Regions from separate parts of the Mus musculus genome. Here region 1 is linked to region 2. Evidence: chromatin loops called from intact Hi-C (ENCODE). Cell type or tissue: left cerebral cortex. All regions are shown on one strand.

What was found. A loop is a pair of places that touch in the nucleus more often than their neighbours do. Peaks named below come from ENCODE experiments on the same cell type or tissue, not always from the same donor. Only the 100,000 strongest peaks of a DNase experiment are listed, where the experiment ranks them.
Region 1: it touches region 2 in a loop (2.2-fold over the local background); 3 of 42 quality-filtered maps call a loop at or near these places.

Annotation. Positions count from the first base shown.
Region 1 is chr5:45,940,915-45,948,914 of GRCm38, reverse strand. All of the region lies in intron 2 of Gm40298 (a long non-coding RNA gene), which reads right to left. Among named protein-coding and RNA genes, the nearest start is that of Gm40298, 12 kb to the right of the region's middle. In left cerebral cortex, no CTCF peak of the experiment used is centred here; a DNase peak (open chromatin) is centred at 4,777.
Region 2 is chr5:45,752,951-45,760,950 of GRCm38, reverse strand. All of the region lies in intron 4 of Lcorl (ligand dependent nuclear receptor corepressor-like), which reads left to right. It also overlaps the pseudogene Gm21020. Among named protein-coding and RNA genes, the nearest start is that of Gm3414, 29 kb to the right of the region's middle. In left cerebral cortex, CTCF peaks have their summits at 3,256 (motif pointing left) and 5,667 (motif pointing left); no DNase peak of the experiment used is centred here.

The sequences.
Region 1 (8,000 bases), 190 kb before region 2:
AATTCAATGCACATTTCAAAACACAATTATAAAAGCAATATCCACTTTTGAAACAAAGGAGTTAATCTCTTTGTGTCAGCAGTCATGGATATAAATGAAATAAGCAATTAAATTTTCCTTCACTGCCAACATCCTTGAAACTGTACCTTCCAATTATATGAAACACTACTTTAGCAATGCATCTTTAGACCTTGCTTCATTGGCTTGAACTACTGAAGCTAAACATTTTTAGCGCTTTGGATAAAAAGCTTGTCTCCATGTTATAGCTCAGGGAAACAAGCGAGGCAAAGCAGCAACACTTTGCCATCTGAAGAGGAGCAGAACCACCCTGAGGAGTGTGGGTGTTCCTCTTTTAATAAGTAGCTGTGTATAAAATCACTGTCATATAAATTTTCACAGTTTTCAAACAAATCGTGAATTTTACCCATTTTTTTTCTTACTGGAACATAATTTCTTTAGTAAGTCATTTGTTTGATGTTACTAATATTATCATTAATCTCTTTATTCTGAACTAATGTGAACAATTTTATGACCACTTGACTCCAGGGCTTTCAGATGTCAAGTTAGCTCAAGATTTTCTCATTCTCACCACAGTCTCCAGAGATCCATAACCATGACAATACATCATAGATATAAAATAAATATCTGTAAATGAAATGTGATACCCTATGTGTGCAATCTTGGCTATCAGAACCATATGACTATTTCTAAATAAGTTAACAAGGCTTTGTTCTTATTGTTCTCTAAGTGAGATTTGTCACAAGCAGTGTTAAATAGGCAAAACTCTACAAATAGGAGGTATCACAGAGGTACCAAAATTTGAGGGAAATGGAATTTTTTAAAATTTCCAATTATATGCCTGGACAGATGGTTCAGTAGGTAAAGTAGAAGCATGAAACCTGAGTTACAGTCCCTAGGACTCATGAAGCTTGGAACACCCAAGATACAATTCACAGAAGCTCAAGAAGAAGGAAGACCAAAATGTGGGTATTTTGGTCCTTCTTAGAGGAGGAACAAAATACCCATGGGAGGAGATACAGAGACAAAGTGTAGAGCAGAGACTGAAGGAAAGGCCATCCAGAGACTGCCTCACCTGGGGATTCATCCCATATACAGTTACCAAACACAGACACTATTGCAGATGCCAACAAGTGCTTGCTGACAGGAGCCTGATATAGCTGTGTCCTGAGAGGCTCTGCCAGTGCCTGAAAAATACTGAGGGGGATACTCTCAGCCAACCATTGGACTGAGCACAGAGCCCCCAATGGGGGAGCTAGAGAAAGTACCCAAGGAGCTGAAGGGGTTTGCAGCCCCATAGGTGGAACAATAATATGAACCAACCAGTACCCCCAGAACTCCCAGGAACTAAACCACCAACCAAAGAGTATACAAGGAGCAAATCAAGGCTCCAGCCACATATGTAGCAGAGGATAGCCTTGTGGGACATCAATGGGAGGAGAGACCCTTGGTCCTTTGAAGGCTCGGTGTCAAAGTATAGGGGAATGCTAGGATCAGGAAGTAGGAGTGGATGGGTTGGTGATCAGGGGGAGGTGGGATGGGATAGGAGTTTTTCAGAGGGGAAACGAGGAAAGGGAATAACATTTGAAATGTAAATAAAGAAAATATCTAATTAAAAAAAGTTTTTTAAAAAGTTGTGGGAGTAACCAGCTACTATCAGATTGAATTTAAGGTCCACTCCATGAGACGGAATCCAAGTCTGACACGGCTTAGGTGGTGTACTGATTAGTTCTATGTCCACGTAACACAAGCTGGAGTCATCAGAGAGTAGAAAGCCTTGATTGAGAAAATGCCACCATAAGATCAGGTTGTAGGCAAGATTGTAGGGCATTTTTTTTAATTAGCAATTTATGGGGGAGAGCCCAGACCATTATGGGTGGTGACACCCCTGGGCTTTGGTCCTAAGTTTTATAAGAAATCAGGCTGAGCAACTCATGGGGAGCTAAACAGTAAGCAGCATACCTCCATGGCCTCTGCAATAGCTTCTGCCTCCAGTTTCCTGCCTTGCTTGAGGTACTGTCCTGACTTCCTTTGATGGTGAACTGTGATGTTGAAGCGTAAGCTGAAAAACAATTTCCTCCACAAGTTGCTTTTTTAATAGTGTTTCATCACAGCAAAAATAACTATAACTAATATAGAGCCAAGAACCTGAGATTAGATAGGCCATGACCTAAGGGGAAACAAAATACTACTATTCTACTAATGAGACATAGAATAAAACCACTCCTAACAACATTTTGCTATATTCATAAATCAATGACTTGCTCAGCCATTATCAGAGAAGCTTCCTCGAGCAGTAAATGGGAACAAAGACAGAGACCAGATGGACAATGTTCAGAGAGTGGGAGACATTGGAATGGGCTGTCTCCATCAAATCCTTCCCCTCAGGGCTTTGCAAAAGAGGATGTTGGATGATTACAAGAGTCAGTGAGGATGGAAGACACCAAGGAAACAGGCATTCTGGACACAATGGGACTGACCCACACATGAACTCATAGACATTGTGGCAGCATGCACAGGACCTGCACAGGTCTAAGCTACATGGGGGTCCCAGTAATAAGAGAGGAAGTAGACACAAGTCTCTATCTCTAACCCAGAATCTATCATCAATTGATAACTGCTCCCAAAGAAAAACCTAGTTTTCACTGGGTGTGCAAGCCACACGTATGGGCAGGCCCCAAACCAAGCTGTAGATGGCCCCGGAAAAACAAACTCAATGGTATTTTTGGAGGTTTTTTGTTTTATAATAATTTATCTGTAACATAAAACCTTCTCTAACCTTATAGGTCTTTTGCTTATATGATTTGGTTTCTGGTTTTATGTTTTCATGAGACTTCTGTGTTTGGAAATGTTTGTGTCTCTGGACCTACTACATGTGTTTCTTGTGGGTTTTCATTGGCTCTTGTTTTCTGTTTGTGTTTGTTTGGGTCTTTTGTCATATTCTGGATTGTTTTTATTTTATCTTAACTTATTTTTCTGTAGATGTTCATTTCTAGTGCGAGGGAGAAGGAAAGGGTATGAGCTGAGGAAGGAAAACAATCAGAATCACAATGTACTGTATGATACACACACACACACACACACACACACACACACACACACACCAACAAAGATATGTTATATGTTAAGAAAGAAAGAAAGAAAGAAAGAAAGAAAGAAAGAAAGAAAGAAAAAGAGAGAGAGAGGGAGGAAGGAAAGGAAAGGAAAGGAAAGGAAAGGAAAGGAAAGGAAAGGAAAGGAAAGGAAAGGAAAGGAAAGGAAAGGAAAAAACTGCTCCATGGGTAAACTAATAAGAGAAACAAAATTAAATTTAAAACCACTAGAAAACTCTGAACTCCAAAGAATTTGGAACATTCTAAGTACCACAGGCCTTGGTGACATCAACCCCACACTGATACCTAGTGACAACACAAAGACTTGAGGGACTGTGGCAATAACACCCAAGATAATAATGTTCTGGGATCCCAAGACAACTGACTTCACAAGAAAGAGAAGAACTGATTTCTGGCTCCATTTGTGAAAGATAAAACCAACCAGAAATGATCAGCCATAGACCAGGAAACCCAGGGAGTCACTGGGTGTATGAGAAAGATTCTAATGAAAGATGCTTGCTAACATTCAGACATGTGGGAATTTGGAATCAGTGCATGTTAGAGTATGAATCACTTGTATCTCAGCCTGGATATACTATCAGGAGTATTGACTCTAACCTCTGAAGCTGGAATCAAGAGACAGGCATCTGTTTTGTAGGACACATTAAGGACATGTACATAAGTCACATAAAATATAGTGGTGTGGCACTTTAAAGATGTATGGCTTTTAAACAGTCTTATATTTATTTATGACATGGTTCTGCATATTCACACTGACTACTGACACACAACCTTCTAAAACATAAAACTCTCTTAGACTCTAAAGCTTGGAAGGGATCACGAAGATCAAGACCAACTCCCTACAAGAACAGTCCCAGCTCTCCTCTATAACATCCCAGAGCACAGAATGCATACAGCAAGGTGGTGTCTGTGGTCTGTGGGGGATAAAACAATAGCCTAAAATTGCCTGCTGACTACATGTTCTCTTTAACACGCTAGCAAATCACAGTGGGATTAAAAAGAACACCCTCTCCTCGTTGTGACTCATGCCTGCTATGAACTCTATGAGGGGCTTCTTAACCGTGTGCCTTCTAGCCAAGAGAGCACTTAATATGGGAATCAGAGTCATCTCTTAAGGAGGACACCAAGAGTGGGAGCAGAAAGCATGCGTAGTATCTTTGTGCCCTTCCTCTCAGTTTTGCTATGAACCAAAAATTTCTCTAAACTAATTGTCTTTTATTAAATAACAAGATTTCTAATGAAAAATAAAGTGTAGAATCTGAAGGCTGAGGACTAGCATTTGCCTGTGGGTAGAGGACACCGCCTCCACTGGAATCTAGAATGAACTTTATACTGTAGTCTTCTCGGATACACACAACAGCTATTTTGTTAACTCCTCTGACTTATTTTTTTTAACATGAATTTTAGAATATTTTTTAAGTCTACAATAAACACTTCCAGTGTAGGGGTAGGACATTATGTTAATTTGGTTGTAAATTGCTCACACATCTTAAGAGAAAATCAGAAGGGGGGGGGAGTTGATCATGAATACATTGGTCTGTCTTGTTCTCTCCTCTGTAGGGTAGAGTCTCAATAAGGATTTGAAATTTTTGAAAGGAGCTTTCTAAGGACTCACATAGTGCTGGCCCTATTTCACATACAGAAAGGGGCATACAAGACATGCAGATGGCTTCTAATTATGCGCTGCTCCTGATTGCACCATTTTGGGGCTGGTTTATTGGCTTTTCTCTCCTGTCAAAAAGCACCAAGTCAGAGCATTTAGATCTCCAGTGGCTCGCATTTAAGACACTGCCACTCTTTCAGATGCGAAGACATGACCACAGTGAAGCTGGAACATGAAATCAGGATTGCGTAGAGCCTTTTAGAAAGGGGTTGTTAGTGTGGCCTTGCTGAGCAGTATTGTCTAGATAGGTTTTTGTATCATCATCCCCTATGGCTCCCTAGAGAACTAAGACCATTGCATAGAGCAGCATGTTCAACTGTGTTCCAAAATTTCAGCAGCTTTCCAGGCCCAACGGTTTTGAAGGGGCAGAGGTTTTCGAGGTTCCCATAATGAGTAAGCACACATTCCATGTGTTTTGACAAGACTGTTGTCAGATATTACCAGAACTCTGTGCAGTACATCAAATATATATTTTGGTTGCATAGAAACACTGAAAAGTAAAACCTCAATCCCATAAGAAAAATATGCTGAACAATTTTTTAAAATCAACAAAAATAGGGTTCCTTGGGGAAAGTTATGACAATTCTTTCCTTGTGGCAATTATTTGCCTTTGTATTGAATTAACTTCTTTCTTTTATTTTGTTCTCTCTCTCTCTCTCTCTCTCTCTCTCTCTCTCTCTCTCTCTCTCTCCCTCTCTCTCTCTTTCTTTGTATCAGACAGAAAATAAGAAACTAAGATGTGGTGAGTTACAAAATGAAAATTGCTCCATAAAATGTATGTAAGAAATGTGTTTAAGTAAGTTAACAATTACCACTAGCATTTGTAAGAAAGGACAGAGAATAGAAGTGCACTTGTTTAGGAGTCTCAGATTAAATGATAGGACAGGACTAGAGGTCATGGAAAGATATTTACTGGTACGAAAATTATCAGAGGACAGGAGATTCTAGCTCATTTTACAGCTTTTATGGAGCATTCTGAAGCCAACTATCTGGATGGACGTGGGAAGGATTTATGTAGCATAAAGAATGGTTTGAATCATATTATTAGAAAAGTGGAAACGTATTCTTTATCAGAACTATCAGAGCTGCTTATCGAGCCATTGTTCTGAGACATTATCCCTCCAAAGTGAACATGAATATTTTAACTCTCCTTAGAATTCTAGCCCATCCTATGTATAATAAAATCCCTAAACTATTCAGTAGTTCTAAGACTTACTCTTTTCTGGGTTCCTCAGACTTTTGACATCAAGTCAAAAAAGCTCTTATTTTTGGAGGTCATGGGAGTCAGTAAGGACAAAGATGCAGAGGAATTTTGCTTTATTTAGCGGCATAAGTTACCTCAATTCCTTTGCCTTAAATAGACTAAGGTTGCTTTTATTTCTCTGGCAAGCATAACTCATGGTTTGGAGATTTGTTGTAATAGGATTCCAAATTTTTGGTGTCATTTGTCCTTATCTGTTTTAATTTCTTCCATAGCTGAGCAAGATGGTTACAAATGTAGCCATTCTTCTGTAGGATGTGGGGAAGAGGTACGTGTGTGTGTGTGTGTGTGTGTGTGTGTGTGTGTGTGCTGCACGCGTGTGTGCGTACAAATGTGTGTAATATGCACTTGTTCATATGTGTATGTAAGTGTGCTCAGTCATATTTAATTATGGAGGATAGAATGTCTCCCCCACATTATTTTTTGACAGAGTCTCTATGGAACCTCCTAGATGGGTTGGCCAACAAAGCCTCTGGGATCTACCCATCTCTGTTCTCTACAGCCAGAGTTATAAACAAGGACTGCCACACCTAGCTTTCTTTACATGAATAACGGGGATTCAATCTCGGGTTCCCATGTTTGCACAACTATTTCACCCACTGTCCCATCTCTCTAGCCCAAAGAAGGTCATTTGAATGCTTCTGAAGTTAATTTAAATCCTTACTGATGTAAAATTTGTGATGGATGACAACAATTGAGCCTCTTATAATCTTAATTGACATAACTATCCTTATATCAGTTCTGCTAAGATAATTTCACATCTACCAAAGAAGAAAACCATAGTCAATAACTTAACCCTTTTACCAGGTAATACCTCTAACTCAAAATTGTGGGGACATGGAAATCAGCAAGCATTCAAATTAGAGAGCCCGTCAATATATAAAGCAATAACAAATTGTTTTCACTTATCCATTTGAGAAATCTAAAAGAAATGTTATTTGTAACCAGTTTGTTAGGAAAATCTGCGTAAATAAACAATTAAACTTGAAACTAATCAAGACAATAATGCAGTTAATTTGAGATAAGTCACAAACCACATTGCAAAATCAGAATGATAAAGTTCCAATTACAAAAGGGAAGTGATCATGTGGTAGGCAAAAAATTTCTTGAAATACATAATAAATATAATATTTGATACATAAGTATAAAAGTAAAAATATCTTGTGCTTCATCCTAATTTAAATTTCTGTTGATAAAAAATATTTTCCGGGAGAAAGTACACACAAGATATTCATCTAATAAAGAACTTGTATCCAGAATATACACAAAACCTCTACAGATAAAAATCACAAACTCAATTTGTACAAATGAAAGAGAAGCCTTGAGCAAACCTTTTACAAAAGATATGTCAGGATCCCACTAGGACACAGGTAGCAGCTCAGCATCATCAGCTGTGCAGAAAGCATAAATCAACATTGCTTGCTATTAAGTGGCTGAACTGAGACTGATAATGTCAAGTGTTTGCAAGATGTTGGGCAACTGCAGTTTTCATGCATGGCTTGTGTGAGGATTAAGTTGTATAAACATTGTAGAGTGCCATGTATACGTTCATGACCATAAAAGGTGCATCTACACAATGACCAAAAATGACCTATTCAAAGAGTGATACCACAAAGAAATGAAATAAAAATCATTTGTCCACAAAGTCATTTTCATAGTAACCCCCAAATTAGAAATACCTCAAATGTGTTTTAAAAAGATTATTTCTAATGTAGTAACTTCATACTTCTCAGCATTACTGATATTTGCAATAAGACAGATGTATTTCAAAACAAAAATCCAAACTATACAACATGATCTATATATTAAGTACCCAAATAAGCAATTAGAAAGAAATCGGCTGCCTGTGTGTAATGATGGTTAAGACAGCAGGCACAAAAGAGAGTTCTGGATAATGTAGATGCCTCATGTATTTCTGAGTGACAACTACATTGGTATGTACAAG
Region 2 (8,000 bases):
TGAGGCTCAAGTCAAATGACTTTCCTGTTTGCTCTCATGATAGCTACACAACTAGGTCATAGTTTGTTCTGCTATATCTCCCTTTAGTGAAAATACATATCTAGATTTGCCAGTAATTGATAATTGATAGATATTCTACATATCCTCTCTATTTATGTTAGCTGTGTTTCTTAATTGTGAGGACAAGCATGTGTACTTCCTTTGTCTTTTAGTATTCTTTGTATCATACTTGTTAATATAGATCCCTGGGGAATGTTTTATATTTTTCATTTATCCCTTTATTACATGAGATTTTCAGCAAGGGAAAGGGGAAGTTAAAAGGTTTATTTTAACTTTGTTAATGAGAGTGATGTAAGTAACCATCTTATTTTTACATCCTATTCTGAAAACATGCTTTAAAGGATTAAATTAATCCTTCCTACCGTTCACCATGCAGTAGTACTACAATCTGATGATAGAAACCATGATTGTAAAAATTGACCCATTCTTTCTAGAGTTCTTTTCTATTCATGCAGTGTAGTGAGACTGTTAATGCTTCTTGTGTTAAGTGTGCCAACATAAGTGATCCACACGAAGTCGAAATGCATTTGCAATAGTCAACGACACTTGGAAACCGTGACCTCAGGTCACAGCTATGTTGGCGTTAACATACAAGATAGGTAAAATCAGCCTAATGTATATCTCTGGATTGTTTGGGTGAATTTAAAGTTTAATAATTTTTTACATCTTAAAAATTATTTTATATTCTATCAAGGCCAGAAGACAACTTGAAGAGTGGGTTTTCTTCTTCCTCCTTTTGGATCAAACTCTTGGTTTCAGGTGCTTTTTACCAGCTGAACCCTCATGCATAGGGTTCTTGCACATGTATCTACACACTGGCCCGCATGCAATAAAACTGTTAGCCCTGTATGTAAATTATATAAGATAAACCATACAGCAATTATGAAATTAAAGTAAAATGATCCATACCTAGTAAGCATATTGATACATGAGATGTATTTGCTATACATAATGCAACCTGAATTTATGGCGTTACGCTTGGCTATTGTTCAGTTGCACATGGTCAAGCATGATGTAAGAATACTAAGTGGAAAATCATAGAAATACATACATCGTGAGTTTTAAATAACCATACTGTAGTGTGTTGTTACTACAGAAGAATATTTGGCATTAAGAGAGCCATGAGTAGTAGAAACAAGCCTTAAGTGAAAATGAGTGTCTAAATTGTTCAGAGGGATTATAAATGTGTTTAACGTACACCATTTTATATTCTAATTTTTATATTAATAGTTCTGTTTCTTTATACTTCATTTTTAATCTAGTACTATACCATATTGATAAACGTTTTATCATAAACATGTATGTTTATGATAAAAGGAAAAAAACATTTTACAGGGTTTTATAACTTTAGACATCTAAAGAGAATCTTAGAATATATCACATATGGATAAAGGAAAGTATTCTGTAGATTTTCACTTGTACTATTTAAGAGCCTTCTACAATATTAGATGTTAGTTATTCCAACTGAGTAAAATTAATAGAAACATTGTTATAGTTTGACTTTCAAATCAACACAGATAACATTAGAAACATGCAGAAAATGGAAAATGATGAATCAGGGTAATCTACCATGTCCTGTTTTACAATGCAAATGTCCTTTGAACACTTATATCTGAACCCAGGAAATAAAATCATATAAGTGCATATATTCATTGTCTTTGAACCAAATAAGTTCAGATTATAGGGGATTTTGTTTTTGTTTGGGGGGGTTGGTTTTTTTGGGTTTTGTTTTGTTTTGCCTTTTCAACCTACCTTTCAAACTGTGAACCCAAGAACTAAAAAGATTGTAGTTGAAAAATGATCATGATACTCACACTAGGATTTATATTATTGATATCACATAGTCTTACCTTAAGAGATAAGCTTATGTTGGAAGTCTCTCACTATTCCTGGCTTGCTTTTTCTCTTTTTGTTTTTCCTTCTCTGTAGAAATACAGTTAGGTTGAATCCTATTTAAATTTGGAGATCTTAAAGTTTTGTCCAGTAAAGTCAAGCATAATCATGTATGCCTGTAATCTTAGCACTTCTGAGGTTAAGTAAGAAGGATTCGTAGTTCAAGGTCATCCTTGGCTGCATAAGGAGTTTGAGGTTAACTTCAACTACATGAGACCCTATTCCAAAATTATCTATAGATATGTGTTCATATTCTTATAGAGTACATGTATGTGTATGTGTACATACAAGTACGTACATAAATATATGTATTCCTACATTCCCCTGCCTTTTTGTTTTGTATAACTGACAAATGATCTTGTATAGGTGTCTGGTTATTTTGCACTATACTCCCTGATATGTATGTGTGTGTGTGTCTGTCTGTCTGTCTGTCTGTATACACTCATACATATATTTACATACACACACACATACAAAATCAGTCAGTCAGAAGTCATGAATGGCCAGGCTTCTCAGCTCTTACTGTCATGTCTTTGTTTTAAAATATAGAGGTAGGGAGATAGCTTAATCAGTGCCTACCATGTAAAGGTTAGTACCTGAGTTTAGATCTTTAGTATGCATAGGAAAGCTGGGTGTGGTAGCCATGGAGATGTTCAGACAAGAAGATCCCTGGAGCTCAGTGGTCAGTAAGCCTAGTCAAATGAATGAACTCCAGGTTTAGTTAAAAAAAAAAAACAAACAAAAAACAAAAAAAAAAAAAAAAACACTGTCTTTAAAAAATGATATAGCCAGTGATCATATGTGACATCCAGTGTCAACCTCTGGCTCCACACATGTGCGTGCATACACAAACAAATATATGCACCAGACATACACACAAAAAATGAAATTCATGACCTCTTTGAGAGTCTAGTGACTTTCACAGGGGTTGGGTCACCTAAGACAATCAGAACACTAGTATTTCCGATGATTCTTAGGAACTGAAATACCACTCCTCTATCTGTCTCCAGACTGACCTGCCTAGATGTAGATAAGCCCACATATAACTACCTGGACACAGACACCCTGAACAAATGCAGGGGTGTGATAGGGGTGACACCATAAAGTACTTTGCCAGCCCGGTCATACATGTGTGGCGAGCAGCTATTGTGTTGAAAGTAGCAATATTGAAGGTAAAGTAACACTTTATGAATTATAATTGCTGGGTAAATGTAAAATCATGTACTGTAAAATCATTAACTACTGGGAAAAAATATTATCAGTACCATGGGAACTTAATTTTTATATTCCCATTGTGAATACTGCCCCCTTGTGATAGTTACAGGTATATAAAGAAAATAGAAAACAAAAGAAAAGGCACATCATAGGAAACATTAATGAAGCTTATTGACTGGACTATGCCATGTATGATCTTTTGTACTCTTAAAGCTAGTGTTATATATTATTCTCATTAGAAAACCATCCCATGACAGTGGATCGTGTAGAGAAGAACATTAAGAAAAGAAAATATAGTAAGGATTTTTTATAGTATGGTTTGACCTCAATAATTACAGCAGAAGTTGAGAAACTATAATGTGGTATTTGTTGTGAAGCTGAACAAACTAAAAAGCCATTTTGATAGCAAACAACTTAGCTTTTCTGGCAAGGATACCAACTATTTTAGAAGCAAAGATGATGGACTCAAGAAAACCAGACTTAATACTGGTGGCAGCTACCACAAACAAAATGTAGCAGCCATGGAAGCTGCACATGTGGTGGCACTCAGACTTGTTAGAGCTGTGAACTGTCATACTATTGGTGAAGATTTACAGTTGCCAGCGGCCATCATTGTTTGAGTTATTAGTGGAGATGAATTTTTTACTCAGTTGAATGCAATTTCCTTATTTAACGACACTGTCTACTGAAGAATAGATGGCATGTCTGCTGATATACTTGGTCAGGTAATTCAGGAAATTAAATATATTCCACTTCTAATATTCAGTATCTAGTTTGATCAGTCCACAGACTTTGCAAATTATTCACTGATTTATGCAAGGTATATTAATGATGGAGACTCTAAGATGAATTTCTCTTCTGCAAATGTCGTAAAACAACATTTCTGCATGTAATGTTTTTGACACAGTTGGTTCATTTTTGAAAGATCACAAGATCTGTTGGGGAAAGGTTTCTGCCCTAGCTATGCTAGAATGGTGATCTGGATTTCAATGTTTGGAACTGAATGAGTCAGCAGAAGTCATCGGAACTCACTGTATGATTTATTGGCAAATATTACCAATGAAGTCACTGCCACAGGAGTTACAAGAAGTAATGATCGGCACCATAAGTTCTGTCACTTTTGTCCAAGTGAGTTCTTTAAACAGTCTGCTGTTGAAACAGTGAGGAGTTGGATGCATCATACACGGCTCTGCTATTTCACACTGCAGTGAGATAGAGCAAGATGAAAAGTTCTAAAACATGTTGTCGATCTTTGTGATGCACTCAAAATGAAAGTGAGTAACAGAAGATAGCTTACTTTGTTGACATCTTTGCCATCTTGAATAACTTAACTATCACAGAACGCAGCCTGCCTTGATTTGTCTGAAAAAGTCCAAAAAGATTTATTCCAAATGAAACTTCAGGTTTGGCCAGGAAAATTAGAGGATAAAAATAAATTTTACATGTTACCTAACCTTACCTGCCTTCTTTGAGGAACATGACATTGAGCCAGACAAAAGGATTACAATGATAATTTCTATGAAACATCACTTGCACAAGCTTGCAGACAAAATTTTATTTCATTTTCCAAATCTACATGACCCCCATTTGCACTTGCCGAAAGCCCTTTAATAAAGTTGAAGATGTTCCTGAGACAGTAAAGTTCATTGAGCTTATTAACAGCAATGTAGCAAGAACTGGCTTCTCACAGTGCTAGTTACACACTTCTGGAGCAGATGTTTCCAGTCCTGTCCTGCCCGGTCTGAGACTGTGGTGCACCACCTTCTTCCATTTCCAACACCATAGCTCTGTGAAACAGGGATCTGTAGCTTGCTGGGTATCAAATCTAAATATATAAATAGACTTGTGGAAAGTAATCTTTGTTGTCCTCTTGTAAAGACTATTCCAAGAATTTCTGATCTGGTCAAAAAGAAACCATCTCAACCTTTGCACTGACATTGGCTTTTTACACATACTGTCACAAAATGTAGCCATGTAGTTTACTGTTGTTATAGTAAGACTGTTAGCCACGCTATACCATGCTTCAAAACAAATTTTTATTTATAATGAGAAATAAATATTTCACAATATGTAATCACATATTGTTTTATGGTTAATCACTCTGCTTTAATTATGTTCAGTTTGTAACAATGGACATATATCCTACATATCAGGTATTTATATCACAATTCATAAAAATAGCAAGGTTAGAGTTATAAAATAGCAACAAAAATAATTTTATGGTTGGGATGTCACCACATCAGGAACTCCTAAATGATTTCAGCATTAGGAAGGTTAAGAACCTTCTAGCCAGGCGTGGTGGCGCACACCTTTGATCCCAGCACTCGGGAGGCAGAGGCAGGCGGATTTCTGAGTTCGAGGCCAGCCTGGTCTACAAAGTGAGTTCCAGGACACCAGGTTTCGAGAAACCCTGTCTCGAAAAACCAAAAAAAAGAAAAAAACAAAAAACAAAAAACAAAAACACTGTTCTAAAGGATCTCTGGTGCCATCTGCTGAGTGACTTTTTAAGGAAGACCATGGAGGGGAAAGTATAAAATTTTCATTTAATCTTTTTAAAATTAATTTTTCATTAATAGGCCTTATTTATATTTCAAATGGGGGTTCCCACTATTTTATTCATGCTACCCATCAACTTTAAATTCTTCTACCTCAGCCTTCTAAATATTAGTATTATAGGCATATACCACCATATCCCTAGTATAATCTGTTGTTTTTTTAAGTGAATTTAAGTTTGTAGATGGAGCAGAAAGTTCAGTGTTCTCATATTCATATATTTTCCCAACATTCTTTAAATTTTCAGTGTATAAACATATTGTTTATAATTGATAATAATTGATGAACATCATAGCCAAAAGTAACATGGAAATGAAAGAGTTTATTTCATCTTAGACTTCCAAGTGGTAGTCCAACACTGAGAAAAGTCGGAGCAGGAACTAAGCAGGAAAGAAACTTGAAGGCAGGAGCTGAAGTAGAAGCCACAGGCTGTCCAGGAATTTACTCTGTAGACCAGGCTGGACCTGAAATCAGAGATCTACCTGCATCTGCCTCCTAGTGTTGGGATTAAAGGCAAGCGCCACCATGGCCTGGTTTTCTTGTCATACATTTTGGAAGATTGCTTTCCAAGGAATCAGTCCATTCCCAACTACTAGTAACTTTTGAGCATTGAACTTACTCATAATTTTTATTTCTCCTTTTAAATAATTGGCATCTATAATAATGATGCATTTTATTTTTGGTTCTAGTAAGCTTGTATATTTTTTCTTATTCTTAATATCATAATCAAACTGATTATTTTTTCCAAAGAGCCAAATGAACTTGTTTATTTTTAAAGATGTAAAATACAAACTATATTCTTTTTATTTTATTTATTCACTTTACATTGTGATTACAACCCCCCTCTCCTCCTAGTCCCCCTTCACACAGCTCCTCTTCCATCCCCCCATTTTCTCCTCTGAGAAGGGGGAGGTGCCCCCTATGTCAACCCATCCTGGCACATCAAGTCACTGCAGCACTAGGCAAATCCACTCCCCTGAGGCCAGACAAGGCAGCCGAGTTAGAGGAACAGAGACAGGGACACAGAGTCAGGGATAGCCGCTGCCCCAGTTGTTAGAGGACCCACATGAAGATAAAGGTGCACTTGTGGGATGTAGAGGGGATAGGTCTAGCCCATGTATGCTCTTTGGTTGGTGGTTCAGTCTCTGGTTGCCTCCAAGGATCCAGGTTAGTTGGCTCTGTTGGTCTTCCTGTGGAGTTCCTGTCCTCTCTGTGTCCCTCAGTCCTTCTCCTAACTCTCCCCAGGCTCCATCTAATGAGAAGCTATATTCTTTATTCTAGTCTTAAGCAATATAACCTCTTGATGACTTTAAAGCAAGAAAAGTTCTAAAGTCATGAGTTTTCCCCCTTATTTCAGTTTTTGCTTTCATTGCTTCCATATGCTCTCTAGACCTTATATGACACTAAAGCGTAGAGACATAAAGAAGGGGAGTACAAAGATGCTGAGCCATCACTCCAGGCCCAAACCTTCTCATTTTTCAATTTCAGTCTTTGATGGTCTGGTCTTGCTCTTTATTATTTTCTTCCAATACTTTTGTAATGAATCCTACTTTTGTATGCTATGATCTAATGAATCTTACTTTTATATGTTATGATCTATTTATTTGGGGGAACTGGGTTAGATTTTCAGCTCCCACATAATGGCACACAACGATCTATAACTCCTGTTCTGGGGTATCTGACATGCTCTTTGACCCCTATGAGCATCAGGCATGCACATGGTGCATTGCACATTCATGTGGGCAAAATACTTGTGTATATAAAAGAAATTTTTAAAAAAGGAATGAGGCTTTCTTTATAACAATAAAAAGTTAAAATGTGTGAAAAGCTACTACAATGTGGGACTTCAGAGATGGCTCTGCAGTTAAGAGCTCCCTCAGAGTACCTGGGTTCACTTCCCAGCACCAACATTGTGGTTCACAAGCATCCATAACTCTAGTTCCAGAGGATATGATGCCTTCTTCTGATCACCCTGGACGCCTGGCATGCTTGTGATGAGCATCCACATAAAAAATATAAGTATAGCTAGGCTTGGTGGCATAAAGTGAGGTTCAGGCCAGCCAGAGATACAAGTAACCAAGCAGAATATTAAAAATAAAAATCATACAGTTGAATTTAAAATGTAAATTTTTAAACAATATGTTGCATATAGCAAAAGTTTTTGAAAATCTGAAAAAGCCATCAATAATTTAGCTATAAATTAGAAGTGTTAAAGGTGCTAAGAAATGAAAGAACAAAATAGCTACTATGTGTTTAATGATAGTTAGGTTGGAAAGAAT